Regions from separate parts of the Homo sapiens genome. Here region 2 is linked to region 1. A link is a contact called in ENCODE Hi-C data. All regions are on one chromosome and are shown on one strand. Each heading gives the region's core, a stretch centred on a gene start or an enhancer-like site at or near the end of the contact. The rest is flanking DNA. Distances are from core to core; before and after follow the strand shown. Region 1 overlaps MTAP (methylthioadenosine phosphorylase). Region 2 has its middle 150 kb from the start of CAAP1.

Region 1 (5,420 bases), core at 1,986-4,485:
CATTATGTGCTTCCTGATGAAAAAATAAAATGCTACCTTAAGACACCTGAATCTGATTAAATTTCTAAATCTAGCTACCAATTTATAGACAATACAGAGGACAGAGAAGCCTATTAAACTACTCCAAGGAGATGATTTCAGCAATTCAGACTGTGGGAAACTCAACAGGACAAATGATCTGGTTCCTTCATAAAAAGCTTGCAACCAAAAGAATAATTTAAGGCATTTAACCAGAAATTTAAATTCTGGCTGGGTATATTAAAGAATTATTATTGGAGAATGAAAATGATAATGTGCTCATGTTAGATACCTCCTGAAGTGTTTATGGATAAAATTATTGATGGGAGTAATAATCATATTGGTTGTAAGTTAATATAATGGTTGAAGCTAGATGCTGAATTCATGGAAGCTCGTGCTATTAGCTACTTCTGTATATGACTAAAATAGCTTCATAAGAAAAAGTTGAAGAAAGTGAACACAAAATTACCATCAGAGATAGAGTACTTGACATGCCTTCCTATGCTTCGAAGAAATCCAGCATTCAGGGACACAAGGATTACATCTTTCTATTTCCTTAAGCATAGTCCAGATCCCACCCACAAACACCAAGATGTGTATAGGAAAAAATGATGAACACTGTAGCAGAGGGGAGTTTGCACTACTATGGGAACACAAAGCAGTGACAGGCTGGGTATCTGCCAGGCACATGTAAATGATATGTTTTAAGCTGAGTCTTTGAATGCAGACATGAAGCATCCAAGAAATTTGCCTTGTATTTACTCATTTCCTTATATATTTTTCCTGTGACTGGTTATTTCTGTATAGACACTGACCTCCCTTCTCTTTGTTCCAGCTGTTGGGCTTCACCCAAAATGTCCTTCCTACTGACCTTCCCAAAATAAACCCTCTCTTCAAGGTGCAGTTTAAATGCTTTTCCCTGATACTACCCACCTCTCAGGCCCCCCACTCCATCAGAGCCACCATCTGATGACCACCCTCTTACAAGCCAGCATTATACTAGCTTTTTTACATATCTCATTTGGTTTAATTCTTCCAGTAATCTTTCAAGGTCTAACTGACTAAACAATGACTAAACAACCTCCACTCCTCACCCAGAGCCCTGGCTTCATTCTACAGAAGAGTAAACAAGTGAAATAACTCGCCCAATGTGACAAGCAAATGGAGCAACTCAAATCTGAAGATGGGTTTAGAGAACTCCAAATCCTTTTTGCCATGCCAGGCTGCAACACACGATTGGCTGAAATAATGCCATCTTTCTGTGGGCCTTCCTTGTAGCATTTAACACTGTCTTCAAGCCTTTCCACTTACAGAGCTTAATTTCTCTGCTTTTCAATAAAGTAGCTCCAGCTGACTATTTCCCCAACCTCATTTGGCTACTAAAGGAAATCACTGCTGGTTCTACAAAGGAGGAGACATATGTTATTAGACTGAGCAGAAAGCCACAGGCAGGAAGCAAACCGCTCTCAGGGTGTGGCAGGGGCTGGAGTTTCCTATTAATTGGAAGCAGCTTCTTGACATTACGAGGCTGAGTTGTTCCTTAGGTTACCAAAGCTGCCAAATAAGATATTATGTTGTGACTTAATGTAATAATTTGCGAATCTCTTACATAAAAGGCATCCTAGTACTAAGCAAACAGTTTATTACACTGAAGAGTCATCATAAGGAATTCATGAAAAACAAAGAACCTGTGTTCATCTATGACCCAAAACACTGTACACATTAGATAGTAAAACAAACTCTCTAAAACGGTGGTACAATATTAGGCCTCTTTGGAGATGTCACTTACCCTAAATGTGCTCAGAAAGTCACCCCTAAATGTTTTCCTTACTTCAAAAGTGACTGCAGTTTTGTCGTCCCTTTATCTTAAAATGAGATAAATGACAGGACGAACGATCTAGTTTATTCAAGTAACACAAGGAATAAAAAGAGAAAGAGGTGAAAATTAGATTAAAAGAGACAAGAGGTAATCATTAAAATACAACATATGGATTGTAAGGGATTCTGATTTGATCAAATTGTTAAAAATTATGAGACTGAAGGAAAAAGGAATAGTCTGAATATTTGATTATATTAAGAAATTAATATCATTATTTTTGTACAATGATGGCATGGTTATAACTTAATTTTAAAAAGACCTTTTAGGAAAATATTTACTTCACAATGAGGGCAGGGGAGAAATAGGTAGGGACATACCTATCACACAAGATTGGCCATGGCTAATTGTGGAACCTAAGTGATGGGTACCTGGAATTCATTATATTCCACCCTGTACTTACACAGATGTTTAAAGTTTTGTTTTGTTTTGTTTTGGAAGCTGACCTCATTGTTCCAGTGTCCTCAAATTCCAGCTGGATCCTGCTGCCTTCCCTGCCTGAACCCCTCACTGTCCTTCCATCTGAAACCCTTACCATGGTCTGTATGGCCTGGCCCTACTGTATTGCATCCCTCCTCTCTCTCCCTTCTCCCCAGTCTCCCTCCTTTCCACTCTACTCAATCATGCCCTTCTTGCCCATCACACTTAAAACAGGAAGGCTTCTCATACTTCAAATATTTGGTCTGGTCAACTCTATTCAGTTGACCTAGTGTACCCTTGTACCTCACCATTCTATTTCTTTATAACCGTTAGCTTTCTTATATTGGTTTGCTTAACTTCTATCTCCATCCGACAGAATGTCGGCTCCTTAAGGACTTCTCTGTTTGTTGTCACATTTCTATGCTGAACAGAGTATCCAGCCACGGTACGTTAAATAGATGGATGTGAACATACAGCCCTCTCATGAGGAAAGGGTTAATAGATTTTTTTCCTTCTTGAAAACAAAAAACAGTAGCATAGCAGCAGAAATTGGCAATCAAAATACACCTTTATCCTGAAAATAAGGCCCAAGTCTTAGTATGATTCTCAACACATCTACCTGCCTACAATGTACTATTTTCACTACTGATCCTTGGGTAAAAGTGTCTCTTTCTTTCCTTTGATCTTTGTTCTTACCTTCCAATGGAACTACAGAAAATATTAACAACTTCAAAACCTTGTAGAAAGGCACTTTCTGAAACTAACGTAATAGAAACAAACAGTTAAGACACCCTATTGGCACCCAGAAACCCATGCTATATGTGCTTAGAAAAGAATTCCACCTACTGCTTCCTCGTGCTCCTTCCAGCAGTCATAATCTGTCGCCATGGCGATACTTGCGTAACAAATTCCAGCCTCCTTAGCAAGAACCACCTCTGGAACTGTGGTCATGTTGATAACATCCGCCCCCCAGGTGCGGAACATGAAGCTTTCTGCCCGGGAGCTAAAACGAGGTCCCTCGATTGTGACCATTGTCCCCTTTGAGTGGCACCGGAGTCCTAGCTTCTTAGCAGTCTCTATAAGAACCTAGAAAAGAAAAACCAGAAACTTCAAAACATACTAGCACATGCACAACTTAAGGCTGCACTTCCCCCCAATGTTTACCAAGTTGATTTCTTAAAGATGATTTGTCACTATAATAAATGCCTACTATCTGCCAGGCTCTCAGAAAAAACCTAGAGGACCACAGAAGGGTGTTTCCTGGACCCTTTCTCATTCACATAATCCTGTTTCCCCAGCCCTTTGCATGTAGAAACTAATAGCTACACAAGCAAGCACTGAGCTCTTTCTACTCGCCAGGCATTTGTTTATATGCTTTAATCTCATTTGCTTCTTAACAACTTTAAGAGACTAAGCTGGTTTGAGAATACAGACTGGAGTCTTAACTTTTAACCTCGCAGGCTAAGCTAAGGTGCCTCTCGTCGCTTATCTTCTCAAACAGGTGTGTTGAGTTCTATTTCCAGGCTTCTGAAAAGTTAATTCTCATTACTTTTAAAAATACAGAATCTGAAGACTTCTGTAAAAGCTTTTGCTGGTTAGAAAGTGATTTCTCTTTTGCCTATTGCCTTTCCACAGAGTTGTGCTGATTGTTTTTCTGTTCACAGGGATAAACATCTTGGAATTCCTTTAGTGGCAAGGCTAGGCATGGATTTTTAGAAACATCATTGAAAAGTTCGATCCTTTTCTCCAGTGTTTTATTTAATACTGCACATCTAATCTTCAAGTTATTAATTACCTTCATTTTTTCTTAGCTTATTCAATATTCCCTTTTAATTAAAAAAAAGTCTTTTCAACTTAACTGTTAACTTACTGAAGCACTGTTGAAAAATCATCTCTGTATGCCTTAGTTTTCTCAAGTGTAAATTGAGAATAATGATATCGCATAATTCAATTGTATGAGGAAGATTAAATGAACTAAGGTATATACAAGCATAGAAGCATGCCAGGTGCGCTGTAAACACTGTATGCACTAAGCTGGTCTTCTAACAATCATTAATACTGGCAGCTTCTACACATATTTGGCTAACCTTCCTGGGATACTATATAAATAAAGTGGAGTGACTCAAAGTCAAAGTCTCCAATCTGGGCAAAGTCTCACCTGCACATGTGTTCATCACATAAACAAATTAACCTATTTCCTTAAAAAATAACTTACACTATGCCACTGCAATGGGAAACAGAATTTTCACAAGAGTCTTGGCAACTCAAAATTTAGCAAGCTATGGACAATGAACAGTTGATGCTACATCATGTTTATCTTATAAATGCTGAAAATAAAATTATGCTTAATTAACACTTTTCCCTAAAAAGTATATGTTATAAATGCAAAAGCCTAAATCTCTACCCCACCCCCTTTTCCCCCCTAAAGTTAAGACATAACAAGCCCACTCCCGCTGGTTCAATAATGTCTTTAAAGATCCTGAATAACTGAACCATATGCTTGGCTAAAGTTCACAGTGCTTCTAGAGATGAATGGCTCTTGACAAGTCCTCACTGTCACTCTGGCACTTTGGGAGATAGGTACCATGCTTATGAGGAGGAGGAAGAAATGGAGGCTATGAATATATGTCAGCCACCTGAACCAGCATTTTGCATTCCTTCAAGAACAGCTAACACTATCTTAAGGCAGCAAAAAATATCAAATACAGGGTCAAGGTCCAGGTCTGAGTTTAAGATGATTTCATTTTCTTACCTCGTGTAATCACTGAACTACTAAACAGACGGATGTGGTAGTGAAAGTACCACAACCCTCACCAAGGAACTAGCAATATTAGATCACCAGCCTAAACAGATTTAATGTCAGGACTTTCATATTAACTCCTAAAATGAATAGAAGTAACACTGCTTTTGGAACACGTATTTGTACATGGTACAAAACTTAAATAGTACAAGGAAAACCACTGTCCCTTCCCAAGGGAAACCATTATTACCAGGCTTTTTTTTTTTTTTCATTTCAATAGTTTTTGGGGAGCAAGTGGTTTATTGTGATGTATATAAGTTCTTTAGTAGTGATTTCTGGGATTCTGATGCACCTGTCACCCAAGAA
Region 2 (5,420 bases), core at 1,510-4,009, 4.9 Mb before region 1:
TAAATAGCCTGATTTCAAGGCCCCATTTTAACCTAAAAACAAATAACATTCAAATACTTATGTCATAAAAAATTAATTCCTACTGTTGTAAAACAGAGAAAAACAATGACCAAACTGTTTCTAGTACTGTTAAAGTAATAAATATGTTCCCCTAAATGTTGTATGCACATTAATTCATATTTTAAATATGCTAGTGTACTTTTAGGAAATGTGCAGTGAATCTTTTTGTAAAAGGAAGAATCTCTTTTTTAGAAAATGTGGTTACTTTCATATCTTTGTAGGAGAATTAAAAGTCAGCTAGAAATCAGGTTATCTAGTAGGATGGACTGGTAGATTCTAAACCCCTTGAGGGCAAAGTTCTTTTGCATCTTAATATCATTTACAATTCCTAATGTGGTGGTTCACCCATAGTAGGTATTTAATGAATATTGATTGCCTATTGTGTGAGACAGCTTGGGGGGAAATTAAAGAAACTCTGCTTTATGCACTTTTCTCTGAAATGGGGACAAAGAAACACACTGTATTCATCAGGGTTTTCCAGAGAGACAGAATGAGGAGGTTGGATGGGAGAGGATTTAGTAAGAAGAATTGGCTCACATGGTCACAGAGGTGGAGAAGTCCCAGGTTAGGACAACTGCAGGCCGGAGAACCAGAGAAGCTGGTAGCGTGGCCCAGTCCAAGTCCAAAGCCTCAGAATGAGAAAAGCCAACAATGTAGGCTCAAGGACCCCCTGGAATGTTGCTGGGACAAGTCCCAGAGTCCAAAAGCCAAAGGACCTGGGAGTCTGATGTCCAAAGGCAGGAAGAGAAAAAATATCCTGCTCTGGAAAGGAGAGAGAAAACAGAGTGAGTCCCCCTTCTTCTGCCTATTTGTGCCGGCCTGGCCCCCTGCTGTCTGGTTGTTGTGCCAGCATTGAGGGGATTTTCCTCTCCCAGTTCACTGACCCATGGAAACACCCTTACACACAAACACAGAAACAGTGCTTCACCAGCTACTGGACATCCCTAAATCCAGTCACTTTGACACCTGAAATTAACGAGCACATGTATCTTGAGAAAACAAGTCAAGATTCTGATGTGGAAAGGAAACTCAGAGTCTGGTGAGTTACCAGATACTTGACCATGGAGGAGACCGAGACTTTGCAAACCAGGGAAGGAAACTGTGCTAGTCCGTTCTCACACTGCTGTGAAGAAATAACTGGGACTGGGTAATTAATAAAGGAAAGTGGTTTAATTGACTCACAGTTCCACATGGCTGGGAAGGCCTCAGGAAACTCACAATCATGGTGGAAGGGGATGCAAACACGTCCTTCTTCACAGGGCAGCAGGAGAAAGAAGTGCTGAGCAAAGGGGGAAAAGCCCATTGTAAAACCATCAGATCTCGTGAGAACTTACTCACCATCACGAGAACAGCGTGAGGGTAACTCCCCCCATGATTAAATTACCTCCCACCAGGTCCCTTCCGTGACAGTGGAGATTATGGGAACCATAATTCAAGATGAGATTTTGATGGGGACATAGCCAAACCATATCAGAAACTCCCGCAGCAAGGTCAGGTGTGAAAATAAGCTACAGGAAACATACTCAGATTTTGAATTTATACAACTAATCTAAGTCAGATAGATGGATTGATTTATTTTTAACTCCCTGTCTTGATTTGTAATAAAAATGTAATAAATTAGGTGGAATAGTACGCTATTTGAAACGCAACACAGATGAGGAAGCTTATTGCTCAAAGCCACACAGAATGAAAGAAATCATTGTCTAAAATCACAGAACTGTGACGCATCAGTCATTAACTGAAAGTTTTTGTAAACACAATTCTCATTTTTCAATTGAGATACAATGAGGAGATATTAGAAACATATTTTGATAACTTACCTTTACTATTCCCAGAGGAGCTACTGCCCTGATGCCTTCCTCTTGCTAAGTAGCAGTTCGTTGGTTTGTAGTCATTCTCCCTTAACCATAGGGGATACATTCCAAGACCCCCAGTGGATGCCTGAAACCTCAGGTAGTACCAAATCCTATACATAATTTTTTTTCCTATAATGTATACATACCTATGATAAGGTTTATAAATGTAGCACAGTAAGAGATTAACAACAACAATAAAATTGAACAGTTATAATAATATACTGTAATAAAAGTTATGTGGGGCTGGGTGTGGTGGCTCATGCCTGTAATCCCAGCACTTTGGGAGGCTGAGGCGGGCAGATCACCTGAGGTCAGGAGTTTGAGACCAGCCTGGCCAACATGGCGGAACTCCATCTCTACTAAAAAAAAACCAAAAATTAGCCAGGTGTGATGGTGCATGCCTGTAATCCCAGCTACTTGGGAGGCTGAGGCACGAGAATCACTTGAACCCCAGAGGTAAAGGTTGCAGCAAGTCGAGATTGTGCCACTGCATTCCAACCTGGGGGATAGAGCAAGACTCTGTGTCTCAAAAAAAAAAAGTTATGTGAATGTGGTCTCTCTCTCTCTCAAATCATCTTATTGTACTGTACTCACCTATTTTCAGGTGGTGGTTGTCTATAGATAACTAAAACCATGAAAAGTGAAACCAGGGTCTACTGTGAATACAGCCTAAGGGTCAGAGTGAGAAAATGCTTAACTCCTTTCCTTTCTTAACCTGATGTGTTTTCTTCTTATTTGAGTAAACTGATTTACATTTCCTTTCCCTGAAATAGGTGATCCTTTCACAGACCGGAAGAATGCGGATGGTCAACATGCTTACTCAAAGAGCTGAGTCATAGGCCATAGGGCTTAGTGGAAAGAAAGCTAGGATAGTTGTGAGTATGCCTAACTGTGTGTGATCTTGGGAAACTTATTTAACATCTCTGAGACTATATCCTCACCTGTAAAATGGAGCAATTAATATCTTTAGGGCAGGGTTGTTGTTAGGATAAGAGAAAATACATGTAAACGTATGACATTTAGTTGATGCTTAATAAATGGTAGCTAATTTTCCTTTTATGATTGTAAGGAGTTGAGATGCAAATTGCAATGCCACTGAGAAGGGAAACCAATTAACCAATGAGGAATATAAAAATAGAAGTAAAACCAGAAAGACGAAACCATGAACTCACAGAATCTGTAGATGTGCTTTGGTGAAGGAATAGCTTTGTTTACCTGAAGCAGCTAAGCTGTATTTTGTTTTGAGAAGAATAGAGTGATATCATGTAAAGGGGCCCAGATGAGACTGGAAACATGGGTTCTAGGTCCACTTCTTCTGTGGATGGTATGACCTTGAACAAGTCACTTAAATGTAAAGAAAGGATATTGAGTGACTCTCTCAAATTCCTTCCAGTCCTATGATAATGGAGGCCTGGAAACAGGAAGAGTAGAGTTTGGATGCAGACACACAAAAAATCTTATTTTGGATCCCAGCTCTTTAAGCCTGTTTCTTTCTGTAAAATAGTATAAAGATCTATATTTTGGTGAGGTTATTGAGAAGAACTACGTAGTAGACTACGAAGTTGCCTCACAGTGTGATAAGCATTTTTCTATTTCCCTTCCATTCCTTTTAGCCACATTATATGTCAAGAACTACATCTCAGGCTTCTTAGTTGAGGAGACATGTATGAAATCAGCCTTTGATAAGTGTTGGCTGATAATGATTTTATTTGTTTCTGTAAGGCCTTGCCCACCCAGAGAGAACTCCCTTCTTTTTTGTGGCATTTCATCTTCCTATTTACTTGTTCCAAAATTCCTTTCACTAGGTTATTCCTGACTTAGACAACCAAGGCAAAGCATTGTCTGTTGATGACCATGTCACCAAAAGCGGGATGAGGATACTGAGGTGTTTGTGTGTGCGTAGGTCTTTTACCATTTTGTATTAACCAGATTAGTTCAAATTAAGTACTTGTTCTTGGGAAAGGAAAGAAACTTTTAGCAAGACGAGCAGTATAGTGTCATATGTAGTAGGCTTAGAGTTAGCCAAACTTGGGTTCGAATCTGACCTCCCATTTCCTAGTTCTGTCCCACTTAACCCCTCTAAGAATCAATTTCCTGAGTCTTGTGGGGCTAATAACACTATTCATTTCATAGCATTATTGTAGGGATTAAATAAGATGATATTTGTGATATACTTTGCGTAATACTTGGCATAAAGTAAATGCTTAATAAACAGAACTGTGTGTTTCAGGCCGAACACATACTTTGGTTAAATAAAATTTATGAGAGGCCATTGTTTTGAAGTAAGTTCTGACATTAGGCCCTAATAGAACAGACCAAACCAAAATGGGGTCACTCATGCTAAGGTTCCATGTTACCAAATTGAATTCGTCATTCAACCTTCTGAGAAATCAAGAGAGAGAGATGACAGCCGCAACACTCAAACAGGCCAGTTTTAGCCAGTATGATAAGGAAGTCCCCTCTGCTTTAATTCTTATAAAGAAGGTAACCTGAAGTGACCTGATGTTAACCAATCTGTTTTTTTCTTTTGTATTATGCTATTTCCTTGTTCCTGTTCAAGGTACCTTATGAAAACTGAATGTTCTGCCATGCCCAATGGAGTGTCTTTTATAAATCTTTAGATGAGATGCTGGCCAATTCATGAATCACTAATAAAAGCCAATTAGATCCCTTAACTAAATTTTTTGAAATAAAAAGAAAAATGATTTTAGAGATGAAGAGAGTGAGGCTCGGGGGAATCAGGAAACTCATCTAGGCTGCTGCACCATAGGAAAAATAGGTCTTTGGTCTCCTGACTCCCAAGGCTGGAATTTCTATTTGTCTTTCTATTTCATCACTGTTCTGAAGTTAGAATTTAAGAATCACTGCAATACATCTGCTAATGTAATATATTTATAAAATACATGAATCATATTTCTGATGAATTTCTCTATTCACAATGCTTAGTATCTACAAACTCTGAATAATAAAAAGGAAGTCTGTTTCAGGTGGTATTAATAGTTTATCAAGGAGAAAATAACTGAATATCGTATTAGCATCATTTTCCTTTTACAGAATCTGGCTACTGCCCCCTGGTGCTAATAATATGTAATTACACTTCATGAAAGTTGCATTCAGCATTTAGGTTTGAGTCAAATGTTGATAGAAATTAAACTTGTTGCCCTCCAAACATCTATGCACATTATCTGGATAGGAAATATAAAGTTACAATCCAGAGTCCACCTAGGCATACCAATGGGTAGCAGAATGACTTCACCTTTTAATTGAAAGTAATCCATTTCTGAGAAACCATCACAGGCAATTTGGTACAATTGAACTTTGTCTTTAACCTTTTACTATGATTTATGTGATTAGGCCAATGGAGGAAGTGGTTTTCAACAGCATGATTAAAACACTTTGAGGAAATAATTTCTGTCTTCAAGCACCTTGCATGATTTTTTTTTTTCTTTTCCAAGTGTTTGTCCTTTCTCATCAAAAGGAGAGTCAGGAAATGGAGAAATACTG

Evidence for each region. Hi-C counts contacts between places; a loop is a spot of excess contacts on that map. Pooled maps may share reads with other maps.
Region 2: a loop to region 1 is called in a map with no recorded cell type, with 6 times the contacts of the local background. The contact joins two enhancer-like sites. A Hi-C loop is called at or near these places in 2 of 37 single-sample maps with no recorded cell type and 1 of 50 pooled maps.

The regions. Positions count from the first base shown.
Region 1 is chr9:21,852,611-21,858,030 of GRCh38, reverse strand. MTAP (methylthioadenosine phosphorylase) reads right to left here. Exons shown (of 8, transcript NM_002451.4): 6 at 3,161-3,400. Among named protein-coding and RNA genes, the nearest start is that of MTAP, 53 kb to the right of the region's middle. Within about 2 kb of position 3,235, at least 4 of the 41 ENCODE cell types and tissues checked have a DNase peak (open chromatin) inside an H3K27ac peak, as active enhancers do.
Region 2 is chr9:26,744,135-26,749,554 of GRCh38, reverse strand. No RefSeq gene overlaps it. Among named protein-coding and RNA genes, the nearest start is that of CAAP1, 150 kb to the left of the region's middle. RefSeq lists a silencer at 2,583-2,672 and enhancers at 1,656-2,855, 2,430-3,109. Within about 2 kb of position 2,759, at least 3 of the 41 ENCODE cell types and tissues checked have a DNase peak (open chromatin) inside an H3K27ac peak, as active enhancers do.